Regions from separate parts of the Homo sapiens genome. Here region 1 is linked to region 2. A link is a contact called in ENCODE Hi-C data. All regions are on one chromosome and are shown on one strand. Each heading gives the region's core, a stretch centred on a gene start or an enhancer-like site at or near the end of the contact. The rest is flanking DNA. Distances are from core to core; before and after follow the strand shown.

Evidence for each region. Hi-C counts contacts between places; a loop is a spot of excess contacts on that map. Pooled maps may share reads with other maps.
Region 1: a loop to region 2 is called in a pooled map, with 3 times the contacts of the local background. The contact joins the promoter of TRIM21 here to the promoter of SSU72L4 in region 2. A Hi-C loop is called at or near these places in 1 of 50 pooled maps.

What each region holds. Positions count from the first base shown.
Region 1 is chr11:4,391,447-4,398,440 of GRCh38, forward strand. It overlaps TRIM21 (tripartite motif containing 21), which reads right to left and starts at 2,256. Exons shown (of 7, transcript NM_003141.4): 1 at 2,187-2,256. RefSeq lists enhancers at 2,147-2,356, 2,377-2,436.
Region 2 is chr11:4,283,373-4,289,649 of GRCh38, forward strand. It overlaps SSU72L4 (SSU72 like 4), which reads right to left and starts at 4,813. Exons shown (of 1, transcript NM_001414001.1): 1 at 3,712-4,813. The coding sequence starts at 4,711. The coding sequence ends at 4,127.

The DNA.
Region 1 (6,994 bases), core at 1,006-3,505, 110 kb after region 2:
AGAAAAGGGTACACTCATATGCTGTTGGTGGGAAGGTAAATTAGTACAATCACTACAGAGAACAGTTTGGAGGTTCTTCAAAATACTGAAGATAGAGCTACCATATGATCCATCAATCCCACTGCTAGCATATACCCCAAAGAAAGGAAATCAGTATATCAAAGAGATATCCACACTTCCATGTTTACTGCAGCACGTTTCACAATAGCCAAGATTTGGAAGCAATCTAAGAGTCCATCAACAGATATATGGATAAAGAAAATGTGGTATGTATACACAATGGAGTACTGTTCAGTCATAAAATATAATGAGATCCTGTCATTCACAACAACATGAATGGAACTGGAGGTCATTATGTTAGGTGAAATAAGCCAGGCACAGAAACACAAACATTGTATGGTCTCACTCATTTGTAGAAGCTAAAAATTAAAACAATTGAACTCATGGAGTTAGATAATAGAAAGATGGTTACCAGAGGCTGGGAAGAGTAATAGGGAGGGTCTGTGTGTGGGGGAGAAGATGGGATGGTTAATGGGTACAAAAGTGGAGTGAATTAGATCTAGTATTTGATAGTACAACAGGGTGACTATAGTCAATAATTTAATTGTACATTAAAAATAAGAGTATAATTGCATAGTTTGTATTACAGATGATCAATGCTTGAGGTGATAGATGCCCCACTTACCCTGATGTGATTATTACACATTGTATACCTGTATCACAATATTCCATATACCCATAAATATACCTACTATGTGCCCACAAAAATTAAAAATATACTAAAAAAAGAAAAACAAAATGATGCAAAGGAAAATAAAAAATAAGAATAAAAATAATGGGTCAGGCACGGTGGCTCACACCTGTAATCCCAGCACTTTGGGAGGCCGAGGTGGGTGGATCACCTTAGGTCAGGAGTTCAAGACCAGCCTGACCAATATGGTAAAACCCTGTCTCTACTAAAAATACAAAAATTAGCTGGGAGTGGTGGTGGGCACCTGTAATCCCAGCTACTTGGGAGGCTGAGGCAGGAGAATTGCTTGAACCTGGGAGGCAGAGGTTGCAGTGAGCCAAGATTGTGCCATTGCACTCCAGCCTGGGTGACACGGCGAGACTCCCTCTCAAAAACAAAACAAAACAAAACAAGGCATAAAATTAATGGCAAAACAATTAATGTCAAAAACAGTAATTACTTTTGCACCGATCAAACAGTTTGTTGAATAAGTTTATTCCTGTTCTGAATAACAAGAACTCCTCCATTGTTTGGTCCATTGATCCAGTGAGACAGAAGGAGAAACTGAGTCCCTAAAAGAGGGAATGAAAATTGGCAAGAACCTCATAAAGCTGTTGACAGTTCTACTCTCATCATGTCCATTCCTGCTTAAACCCTCAGTGCTCATCCATCTCCTGTCGGGTACCAACAGGCCTCCATGTTGCTGAGAAATTATAGCTACTTTTTACCATGTACCTTCCATGTGCCAGAGATACTTCATGCTTTGAATATATCTTCATTAATCCCTCCTATAACGGCGGAAGTCAGTTGCATATATGTATGTAGGTGTATATGTATGTATACACACAGAGTAACAGGAACCGTGGCCAGCACTCCCTGGGCTCTTTTCTCAGCTGCTCCAAACTTAGTTTAGTTCCTGACAACACTTATTCTAGGACAAAGAATAATTCTGAAGGCCTATACATTTCTGGTTGAACATCCTAAACAGCCTGCCCCTCTCACCTCTGGAGGACTTTTGGACCTGGGAGTCTCCAGAATTGCAGACCTCCCCGACACTGGGCTCCCTACCCTCCTGGCTAGGCTGTAGTCCTGGCTATCCCAGCCACACCCAGCCGTCATCCTAGGTCAGGTGCCAGCATGGGGGCAGCCGGGCCCCTTCCCCTTCTGGGTAACTCCACAGTCACGTCCACAACCCAGCCTCCTCCCAGGTAGGGGGCAGCCGGGCCCCTTCCCCTTCTGGGTAACTCGGCAGTCAGGTCCACACCCCAGCCTCCTCCCAAGCAGGGGGCCAGCACCGGAAGCGCAGCTGGTCTTGGGTTGAGGGATCCCTGGTGGGAGAAGGGGCAAATGGGACCGGCTCAAGGATGGAGACTGGAAGGGGCTCTGCAACCCTGGGGCAGGGGAGAGAGGTCCCCTAGGAGGGCAGGGGTCCCTTGATCTAGTGGGGTTCACTCACCTTTACAGGGGACTCAACGCTGGTAGCCAGCTCCCTATTTCACTTTCAGTTTCCGCTCAGAAGCAAGTCTGAGAGGAAAGGGGAGGGAGGAGGAGGAGCCGTGGGAGGAGTGAGGGAGGAGCAGTGGGAGGAGCAGAGCCTTGAAAGGGTGTGTGGAGAAATGCGGCTGAGAAGAGAAGTCAGAGTTGAGCTGGGGGAGGCTTCAGAGGCTCTGCATGCCCAGGAGGCTTCTCTGAGACTGGGAAGGAGTGGAAACTCAGTAGCCCGTGGTCCTGGTTGCGCGCTCCCTCCCATGTCTTCATTATCTGATTTGGTAAAATATCTACAAGACGGGGGAGTCCGGGCTGCTTTCTTTGACACTGGTCATCACTCCACACCTAGACGCTATGTCCATGTCTGGAAGATGCTTTTAAGGAAGTTTTGATGCAGAGAAGAGTGGCCGGTGCTCTTCCTCGCGTGCCACCATCTGCTTACTTCCAGAAGCTAATTATTTTCATGTGACTGATGTGACTAATATTTTTTAACGCCTGCAGGTGAGTGATTTATTTCGCATGACCCCAAGGTGAGTGTCCCACCAGTGAGTGGTGAGAAGGAAATTGACATTTGACAACCAACTGTGTTCTTGTCACTGAGCTAGGGACATTCTCAGGTTATATTATTTTTATTTTTAATCGTAAAAATATAGAACATAAAATTTACCAAAGTAATTTTTTTAATTTTCAATCTTGTGTGTCTATAGTAGGTGTATATATTTGTGGGGTACATGAAATATTTTGATACAGGTAGAGCATACAATCCGTAATAATCATATCAGGGTAAGTGGGGTATCTATCCATCACCTCAAGCACTTATCATTTGTGTTATATACAATCCAGTTATATGCTTTTAGTTATTTTAAAATGATAAATTATCATTGACTGTATTCACCTTGTTATGCTATAAAATACTAGATCTTATTCATTCTCTCTCATGTATTTTTGAACCCATTAATCATTCCCCACTACCCTTCCCAGCCTTTGGTAACCATCATCCTCTCTATCTTCATGAGTTGGATTGTTTTAATTTTTAACTCCCACAAATAAGTGAGAACATAACAATTTGTTTGTTTGCCTGTGTTTGGTTTATTTTACTTAACATAATAATCCCCAATTCCATCCATCTTGTAGCAAATGAAAGGTTCTCCTTCTTTTTATGGCTGAATAGTGCTCCATTGTGTATGTGTACCACACTTTCCTTATCCATTTATCTGTTGATGGACACTTACGTTGCTTCCAAATCTTGGCTATTGTGAATAGTGCTGCGATAAACATGGGAGTGCAGATATCTCTTTGATATACTGATTTCCTTTCTCTTGGATATATACCTAACAGTATTTCTTCTGGGTATATACCTAGCAGTATCCAGTAGGATTGCTAGATTACATGGTAGCTCTATTTTCAGGTTTTTTTTTTTTTTTGAGGAACCTTCAAATTGTTTGCCATAGTGTTTGTACTAATTTCCATTCCCATTGACAGTGTATGAGGGTTCCCTTTTCTACATATCCTTGCCAGCATTTGTTATTGCCTTTCTTTTGGTTAAAAGACATTTTAACTGAGGTGAGATAATATCTCGTAGTTTTGATTTGCATTTCTCTGATGATCAGTGGTGTTGAACACATTTTCATATATCCATTTGCCACTTGTATGTCTTCTTCTGAGGAATGTCTATTCAGATCGTTTGTCCATTTTTGAATCAGATTATTATATTTTTTTCCTATAGAGTTGTTTGAGTTCTTTGTATATTCTGGTTATTAATCCCTTGTCAGATGGATAGTTTGCAAATATTTACTCCAATTCTGTGGGTTATCTCTCTACTTCATTGTTTCCTTTGCTGTGCAGAAGCTTTTTAACTTGATGTGATCTCATTTGTCCAGTTTTGCTTTGGTTGCCTGTGCTTATGGAATATTTGAAAGAAATTTTTGCCCAGTCCAATGTCCTGGAGAGTTTCCCCAATATTTTCTTGTAGTAGTTTCATAGTTTGAGGCCTTAGATTTTTTTTTAAATTATACTTTAAGTTCTAGGGTACATGTGCACAACATGCAGGTTTGTTACATATGTATACACGTGCCATGTTGGTGTGCTGCACCCATTAACTCATTTACATTGGATATATCTCCTGATGCTATCCCTCCCCCCTCCCCCCACCCCAGGACAGGCCTCAGTGTGTGATGTTCCCCTTCCTGTGTCCATGTGTTCTCATTGTTCAATTCCCACCTATGAGTGAGAACATGCGGTGTTTGGTTTTCTTGTCCTTGCAATAGTTTTCTGAGAATGATGGTTTCCACTTTCATCCATGTCCCTACAAAGGACATGAGCTCATCCTTTTTTATGGCTGCATAGCATTCCATGGTGTATATGTGCCACATTTTCTTCATCCAGTCTATCATTGTTGGACATTTGGGTTGGTTCCAAGTCTTTGCTATTGTGAATAGTGCCACAATAAACATATGTGTGCATGTGTCTTTATATCAGTATGATTTATAATCTTTTGGATATATACCCAGTAATGGGATGGCTGGGTCAAATGGTATTTCTAGTTCTAGATCCTTGAGGAATCACCATACTGTCTTCCACAATGGATGAACTCGTTGACAGTCCCACCAACAGTGTAAAAGTGCTCCTGTTTCTCCATATCCTGTCTATCACCCATTGTTTCCTGACTTTTTAATGATCGCCATTCTAACTGCTGTGAGATAGTATCTCATTGTGGTTTTGATTTGCATTTCTCTGATGGCCAGTGATGATGAGCATTTTTCCATGTGTCTGTTGGCTGCATAAATATCTTCTTTTGAGAAGTGTCTGTTCATATCCTTTGCCCACTTTTTGATGGGGTTGTTTTTTTCTTGTAAATTTGTTTGAGATCTTTGTAGATTCTGGATATTAGCCCTTTGTCAGATGAGTAAATTGCAAAATTTTTCTCCTATTCTATAGGTTGCCCATTCACTCTGATGGTAGTTTCTTTTGCTGTGCAGAAGCTCTTTAATTAGATCCCATTTGTCAATTTTGTCTTTTGTTGCCATTGCTTTTGGTGTTTAAGACATGTAGTCCTTGCCCATGCCTATGTCCTGAATGGTATTGCCTAGGTTTTCTTCTAGGGTTTTTGTGGTTTTAGGTCAGAATAACCAATGCAGAGAAGTCCTTAAAGGACCTGATGGAATGGTGCTATCCAGCCCAGATACTATGCTTTTCCCATGGTCTATGCAACCCACGGACCAGGAGATTCCCTTGGATGCCTACACCACCAGGACCCTGGGTTTGAAGCACAAAACTGGGTGGCTGTTTGGGCAGACACTGAGCTAGCGGCAGGATTTTTCATGCCCCAGTGGCGTCTGGAACACCAGCAAGACAGAACTGTTCACTCCCTTGGAAAGGGGGCTGAAGCCAGGGAGCCAAGTGGTCTAGCTCAGTGGATCCCACCCCCATGGAGCCCAGCAAGCTAAGATCCACGGGTTTGAAATTCTTGCTGCCAGTGCAGCAATCTGAAATTGACCTGAGATGCTTGAGCTTGGTGGAGTGAGGGGCATCCACCATTACTGAGGCTTGAGTAGGCGGTTTTCCCCTCACAGTGTAAACAAAACTGCTGGGAAGTTCGAATTGGGTGGAGCCCACCAAAGCTTCGCAAACCTGCTGTAGCCAGACTGCCTCTCTAGATTCCTCCTCTCTGGGCATGACATCTTGAAAGAAAGGCAGCAGCCCCAGTCAGGGGCTTATAGCTAAAACTCCCATCTCCCTGGGACAGAGCATCTGGGGGAAGGGGTGGCGGTGAGCACAGCTTCAACAGCCTTAAACATTCTTGCTTGCCAGCTCTGAAGAGAGCAGTGGATCTCCCAGGACAGTGCTTGAGCTCTGATAAGGCACAGACTGCCTCCTCAAGTGGGTCCCTGACCCCTGTGCCTCCAGACTGGGAGACACTTCCCAGGAGGGGTCAACAGACACCTCATACAGGAGAGCTCTGGTTGGCATCTGGCGGGTGCCCCTCTGGGACAAAGCTTCCAGAGGAAGGAACAGGCAGCAATCTTTGCTGTTCTGCAGCCTCTGCTGGTGATACCCAGGCAAACAGGGTCTGGAGTGGACCTCCAGCAGACCTGTAGCAGAGGGACCTGTTAGAAGGAAAACTAACAAACAGAAAGCAATAGCGTCAACCTCAACAAAAAGAATGTCCACACAAAAACCCCATCCAGAGGTCACCAATATCAAAGACCAAAGGTAGATAAATCCATGAAGATGAGGAAAAACCAGTGCAAAAAGGCTGAAAATTCCAAAAAACAGCACACCTCTTCTCCTGCAAAGAATCACAACTCCTTGCCAGCAAGGGAACAAAACTGGATGGAAAATGAGTTTGATGAATTGACAGAAGTAGGCTTCAGAAGGTGGGTAATAAGAAACTCCTCTGTGCTAAAGGAGCATGTTCTAACCCAATGCAAGGAAGCTAAGAAACTTGAAAAAAGGTTAGAGGAATTGCTAACTAGAATCATCAGTTTAGAGAAGAAGATAAATGACCTGATGGAGTTGAAAAACATAGCATGAGAACTTCATGAAGCATACACAAGAATCAATAGCCGAATTGATCAAGAGGAAGAAAGGATATCAGAGATTGAAGATCAACTTAATGAAATAAAGCATCAAGACAAGATTAGAGAAAAAAGAATGAAAAGGAACAAGCAAAACCTCCAAGAAATATGGACTATGTGAAAAGACCAAACCTCCATTTGATTGGTGTACCTGAAAGTGACAGGGAGAATGGAACCAAGTTGGAAAACAGTCTTCATG
Region 2 (6,277 bases), core at 3,563-6,062:
CAGCCGCCCCTCCTGGGAGGGAGGTGGGTGGCAGCCCCTCCCGGCAGCCGCGCCGTCCGGGAAGTGGGGGGCGCCTCTGCCCGGCTGCCCCGTCTGGGAAGTGGGGGGCGCCTCTGCCAGGCCACCACCACGTCTTGGAGGTGTGCTCAACAGCTCATTGGGAATGGGCCATGATGACGATGGCGGTTTTGTCGAATAGAAAGGGGGGAAATGTGGGGAAAAGAAAGACAAATCAGATTGTTGCGGTGTCTGTGTAGAAAGAAGTAGACATAGGAAACTCCATTTTGTTCTGTACTAAGAAAAATTCTTCTGCCTTGGGATGATGTTAATCTATAACCTTACCCCCAACCCCGTGCTCTCTGAAACATGTGCTGTGTCCACTCAAGGTTAAATGGATTAAGGGCCGTGCAAGATGTGCTTTGTTAAACAGATGCTTGAAGGCAGCATGCTCATTAAGAGTCATCACCACTCCCTAATCTCAAGTACCCAGGGACACAAACACTGTGGAAGGCCACAGGGTCCTCTGCCTAGGAAAACCAGAGACCCTTGTTCACATGTTTATCTGCTGACCTTCCCTCCACTATTGTCCTATGACCCTGCCAAATCCCCCTCTCTGAGAAACACCCAAGAATGATCAATAAATACAAAAAAAAAAAAAAAAAAGAAGAAGAAGAAGGAGAATGAGAAGATTGGACGTGGGAAGTGAGGAGGGAGAGGAAGTAAAAGAGAGGAAATAAAACAATTACAAATAAAGCTATTAACATACTTATAATGTTAAGTTTTTTTATGAAACAAAGTATTTCCCTCATTTTTTGAGTGTTTTGTTAGTCTTCTTATGGTAATTTTAAAACGGAAGAAAAAACACACATACACAAATACAGAAAACCAAACAAAAATAAAGGAGTTGCTTAAGAAATTATTATAAGGCATACATCATGTAATCAAGAAATAGAAATTTGTCAGACACACCTAAAGCAATGTTCATTTGACTGGTCCTTATCACAATATCCTTCTTTCTGGCACAACTCACTTTTATAGTTCAGATTCATCCTCAAATCTTCCTGAAATTTGTATCCAAATGTCATTTTTCATCTTCAATAACCATGTGAACACCCATTTGCCTCTTTCTCTGGCTACTTCCTCAAGAAATCATTGTATTTTCATTACAGTAAATCTAAGTCTTTATTTCCCACTCTACATAGTATATAGTCAGATACGCGAGGTCACCATTACGACTTCCAATCAGAGCTCCCCTCCCTCTACCCAATAAACCAATACTAGAGGTGTTCAACAACCTAGAAAGTCTTCTTACCATATCTGCCCAACATATCATCGTGCCCCATACTTCCCACACCCTTGATTTTTAGTGATTATATAAGCTCTCACTTCTCATGCTTCCTCACAACCGACTACTGCCACAGTTCTTAGCAATTCCAGCATCCACACAGATTATCCACCCAGCACCCTCAACACTCTCACTTCTTCTCCAATTGCACTTGTCTACACCCCACCAGAGATACCCATGGTCATAGTCATCAAGAACCTCACCACTAGATCAAAATCTGAAACAGTCATGCCCCAACTATAAGACCACATCTTTCCATTCACTTTTGCTTCTTTATTTAAACTATAAGGGCTGTTTGACCATGCATTGTGCCACAACCCATGGATTCCAGCCCAATCCCTACTTATTCACCCTTTCTGGTCCAAAACCAGGTTTCATCGTTTATCACTATAATTACACCCTTTCAAACTCCTGAAGCATTTCTGCACCTTGCTCTTCTGTCACATTTGCATTGTCCATGTCCAAACAGACAGAAAAGAGAAACTCAACCACCTTGTCATGTTTTTCCAAATGGATTGGCTGGAAAAAGTAGTATCTATGGGACAGTCTCACTTTTATCTTCAGAAGAGCTCTCACAAAAAACTACACTCAGGTTTGTATTCCCATATTTTAAAACAATTATCTATGCCAAATATCCTCACCCCATCCCCAATCATGATCCTGACTGCCCACTGCCAGCTGATGGCCTTATCTTAAGCCACATTGACAGAATAGAGATAAACTGTCAGTGAGGAAACACCACACTGCCCTACCACCAAAACTTTCACTTATATATTTGGACCAAGCCACCCTTAAAATCAGAAATCTGAGAGTGATTCAAAAGTCCTCCTTTTCTCATCAAGAAGTCTCTCATGTCAGCTCTAACATCCCTCTCCAATGTGTCCATTCTTCTGCCTTTTGACAGACACTTCCCTCCCACAAGCTTCCAACCTCTCCTCTGCGAACTACTGTACCAGCTGGGTTCCCCACTTCCACTTGCCTCCTGCTACCTACACTGCAAGAGGAAAAAGAATATTTTCTTACAACTTTGAAAGTTTCTGATACCAAAAATGTGAAAGTTGTTACTACCAAGATGAAGTCCACTATCGTCAGATCCAGGTGAAGTGGAGCTGGAGGGTCATGAAGCAGGGGAGCACATGCCTGTATATCTGAGATAAGAGCTATCACGACTCCCTAAAACCCACAAGAGATCATGGCACATCCTACATGCTTTACACAATCAGCAGGTCTTACACACTTTGCTCATTCTGCATGTTCACACGTATTTCTATAACTGCATTATATTCAAGACTGCAGCATTCCACATAAAATGTTCTCGCAAGAACACACGCCTAGCAATGGCTGTCTCCACCAAGAAGCTAACGCCAACTCCTGCAGTCAGCTTCTGTGACCAATAAACTTTGTTTTAAAGTAGTTTCTGTGGACTTCTTTTTGCCTTTAAAAGTTTCCCCTTACCTCAACCTCTGAGGATGCACCTACAATTTGTTACACCTGGTGCATTCCTGTTTGCAATCCTTCGTTTAAATAAACTCATTATCTTTGGAAAGCTAATCTCTGCTGTTATTTTAGGTTGCCATAATAAGTCTAATTCAGTAGATAACATGTAAATTAATTCAACTCTGAACAACTACTTCTGATCTATTTTTTCTCCTACTAGTGAACATGTTTTAGTGCCACTACCAAGGATTATGGAAAGTGTTTCACTTGTTTCTCCGTGAAAACATCATTAGGTTTATCACCTGATGTTCTCAATGCTCAAATCAATAAACATTTTCAATTTAATACAATTTGAATCTCTCAATATGAGAGATTGCTTATTTCACTGTAATCTGTAAGCCTTAAATAAAAACATGTGGCTTAGTGGTGTGAAATCCATCCCCCAACATAAATAAGAATATACTTTTTTAAAATTTTTTATTTGATTTGGTGACCTATTATTTGAGGAGATAATTCCAAATTTTACGATAATCTGTGGTTTGTTATCCAACTTGGGTTTTTTTTTTTTCAGTGAAATTCATAAGGTTTAAACAAAAGCATGTCACTTAGTGGCTTGAAATGTATCCCCTAAACAGAAATAAGAATATGCTTTTTATTTACATTTTTTATTTCATTTAATTTGATGACCTATGATTTGAGCAGATAATTCCAAATTTTACAATCATATGTAGTTCATTATCCAACTTGGATTTTACCCATTAAAGTGAGCATTAGTAAAAAAGATATAATCTATATGTAAAAACATTTATCTGTTCAAACATGTAATATTATACTCTTATTAAAGAAGAACAACATTTAAGTTAACATACCACACTTCACTGGTCTCAACTAACTTAAAAAATTTAAAAATTAAAAAAAAACCACTCAAATTGAGAAAAGGAAGTTTATTTAAAAGGTGCTTATCTATACAATGTTATTTATCTGCTGAATACCCTTAAACAAATCATTTTTCCAGCAGTCCATTATCAGCTCGGTTTGCTCATCTGGAAAATGGCGTCATGGTGGGCTAGCTTTCTTGTAGAATGATATAAGCATGAAATTAGTTATGCCATGTAATGCACCTAGCACAATGCCAACCATTTTTCAGTGCTTTTAAAAATGTTAGTCCTTCTCATTTCCCATAAAATATTTTCTTGGTAATAGTCTCTTTCCAGGTGATGTGTACAAAAGTCACACAAACAGTACTCAGTGGAAGGTCTTTGCAGATGCTTCTCACAATAAATCCGGACTAAAGTCCCATGCCTAAGTTCTTACTGAGGAAGGGGACAAAGCCAGCCCAGATGTTCAGTAGAAGCAGACGGTGTGAAGAAAGCTTTTTCCTGCCTTCTCCTCCATTTGCAACAGCAGCTCTTCCAGATTGTCTTCCATGTCGTCTGACTGCTGCAGGCACTGGCAAATCTCACAGATGAGGAAAGCTCCCAGGGTGGCATCTTCCAGGGTATCTTGGATGTCCATGTTGATCACGTGCACAGGCTGAAAGGTCTGCTGTTCTCTGGAACACAGATCTTCCACCACTGTGTCATAGACACTCTCCTCACAGGTGAAGATGACATCAAAGAAATCAGTGCACTCCTGAAATCTTTCTGGACCGGGCTTGATTCTCTCATTTCTTCCCAAGATGTGTAAGATTCCGTTGCGGGTGTAGCGTTCTCTATCTTTCCTGAGGAGGTCATTGTACATCTCCTTATATGTTGTTGCAAAATCGTAAACTACAGGACGATTGGGTCTTGGTCCTGGTAGCCTCACATGAGATTCAGTTCCAAAAGACCGGACACTTAGCCCTTTTCTCCTGAGGATGCTGTGGGCCTCCATGCTCCTGTTGACATTGCTCACGCACACCACAGCCACCCTGAGTGTGGAGGAGAGCATGATGGCGGCCACTGGGAACCAGAGAGACACAGGCACCTCAGCTGCTGCAGGGACTCGGAGCCGAGGAGACGACCACCTATACCCAGGTCTTCCAAACGAGCTAATGTGGAGGCACAGGAGGCAGGTTTATATTGAGTCACCTTAATGAGTGGGTGGAGACTTCATGACTTCTGGATTGATTAGGTTGTGATAATCATCTCCTAACTCATCACAAGAACAATCAAGATGATTAAATTACCTAAAGCAGTAACTCTCCACAAAGGTGGCACCACCCAGTCTGGATTCATTTAAAATCTGGAGTTTGCTCTGGTGGTTCTCCTAGTGAATGGGGGCTGCTATGGACAATGGCCAAGACAATTAAGCTACCTGCAAGCATGTCACAGGACTCTCCAGTGACCTCCAGACATGAAATTGGATGATAAACATGTTCACGATGTGCAAGGCTGCACCATATTTAATTATAAATTACAAGTGTTGTTGCTTGTTTTAATTTTCATAATGTTCGAGAAATGCAATTGCATAAATCACAGGACCATTGTATATAGTTTTGTCCAGAAATTCACAAAATTTTTCACCAATACAAAAAAAATCCCATTCTCAACAACATATCTGCTTATGGTATCTTAAGAGTTATTCAACACAACATTTTCTGCATTTGATATTACTGAAATCATAACGATTCTTCAGGGAATGCAGGGATTGATGCAATCCTCTGCCTCCAAGTACAGCTGTGTTTGTGCTTTTCTATACTTAAATGCAATGTTTAGAATTTTTTTCATAGTTGTATAATTTATCAAGATAAAGGAGATTTTAAAATTATGAATGGGGTTTCAAAAAATAAGATAATCATGTCACTTTTAGATTGATTAGATTATGATAATGGACCGCTAAGTAATTACAAGAACAATCAAAATGATTAAATTCCTAATTCAGTAACTCTCCACAAAGGTGGCCCCACCCAGTCAGGATTGATTTATAGGTGCGCTCTGTTTGCTGTCGCTCACTGATTTACCAAATATTGGGTAAATAATAATTTTTTTTTTTGAGGAGTCTCGCTCTGTCACCTAGGCTGGAGTGCAGTGGCACAATATCGACTCACTGCAACCTCTACCTCCGAGGTTCGAGGGATTCTCTTGTCTGAGCCTCTCAAGTAGCTGAAGACTACAGGCACGCGGCACCACACCCGGTTAATGTTTGTATTTTTAGTAGAGATGGGGTTTCACCATGTTGGTCAGGCTGGTTTTGTACTTCCGACCTCAAGTGATCTGCCCGCTTTGGCCTCCCAAAGTGCTGAGATTACTGCTATGAGCCACCTCACCCGGCCCAATTTTACTTGTTTTTAGTAATCCTTCTTAAATGTATGTATAGCTCACATTTATTTCAATATAAATCAGATCAGAGACATCACTTTTGTCCTTGATGCAGGGACAAAATCTATCTATAAAGGAACATATTGTATTTTTCTATGTCCCTCTTAAGGTGATTCTTACATGGCAAATACAGCAGGTTGTCAAAGAACATCTTTTTTTTTTTTTTTCTTTTTTGAGACACAGTTTTGCTCTGTCA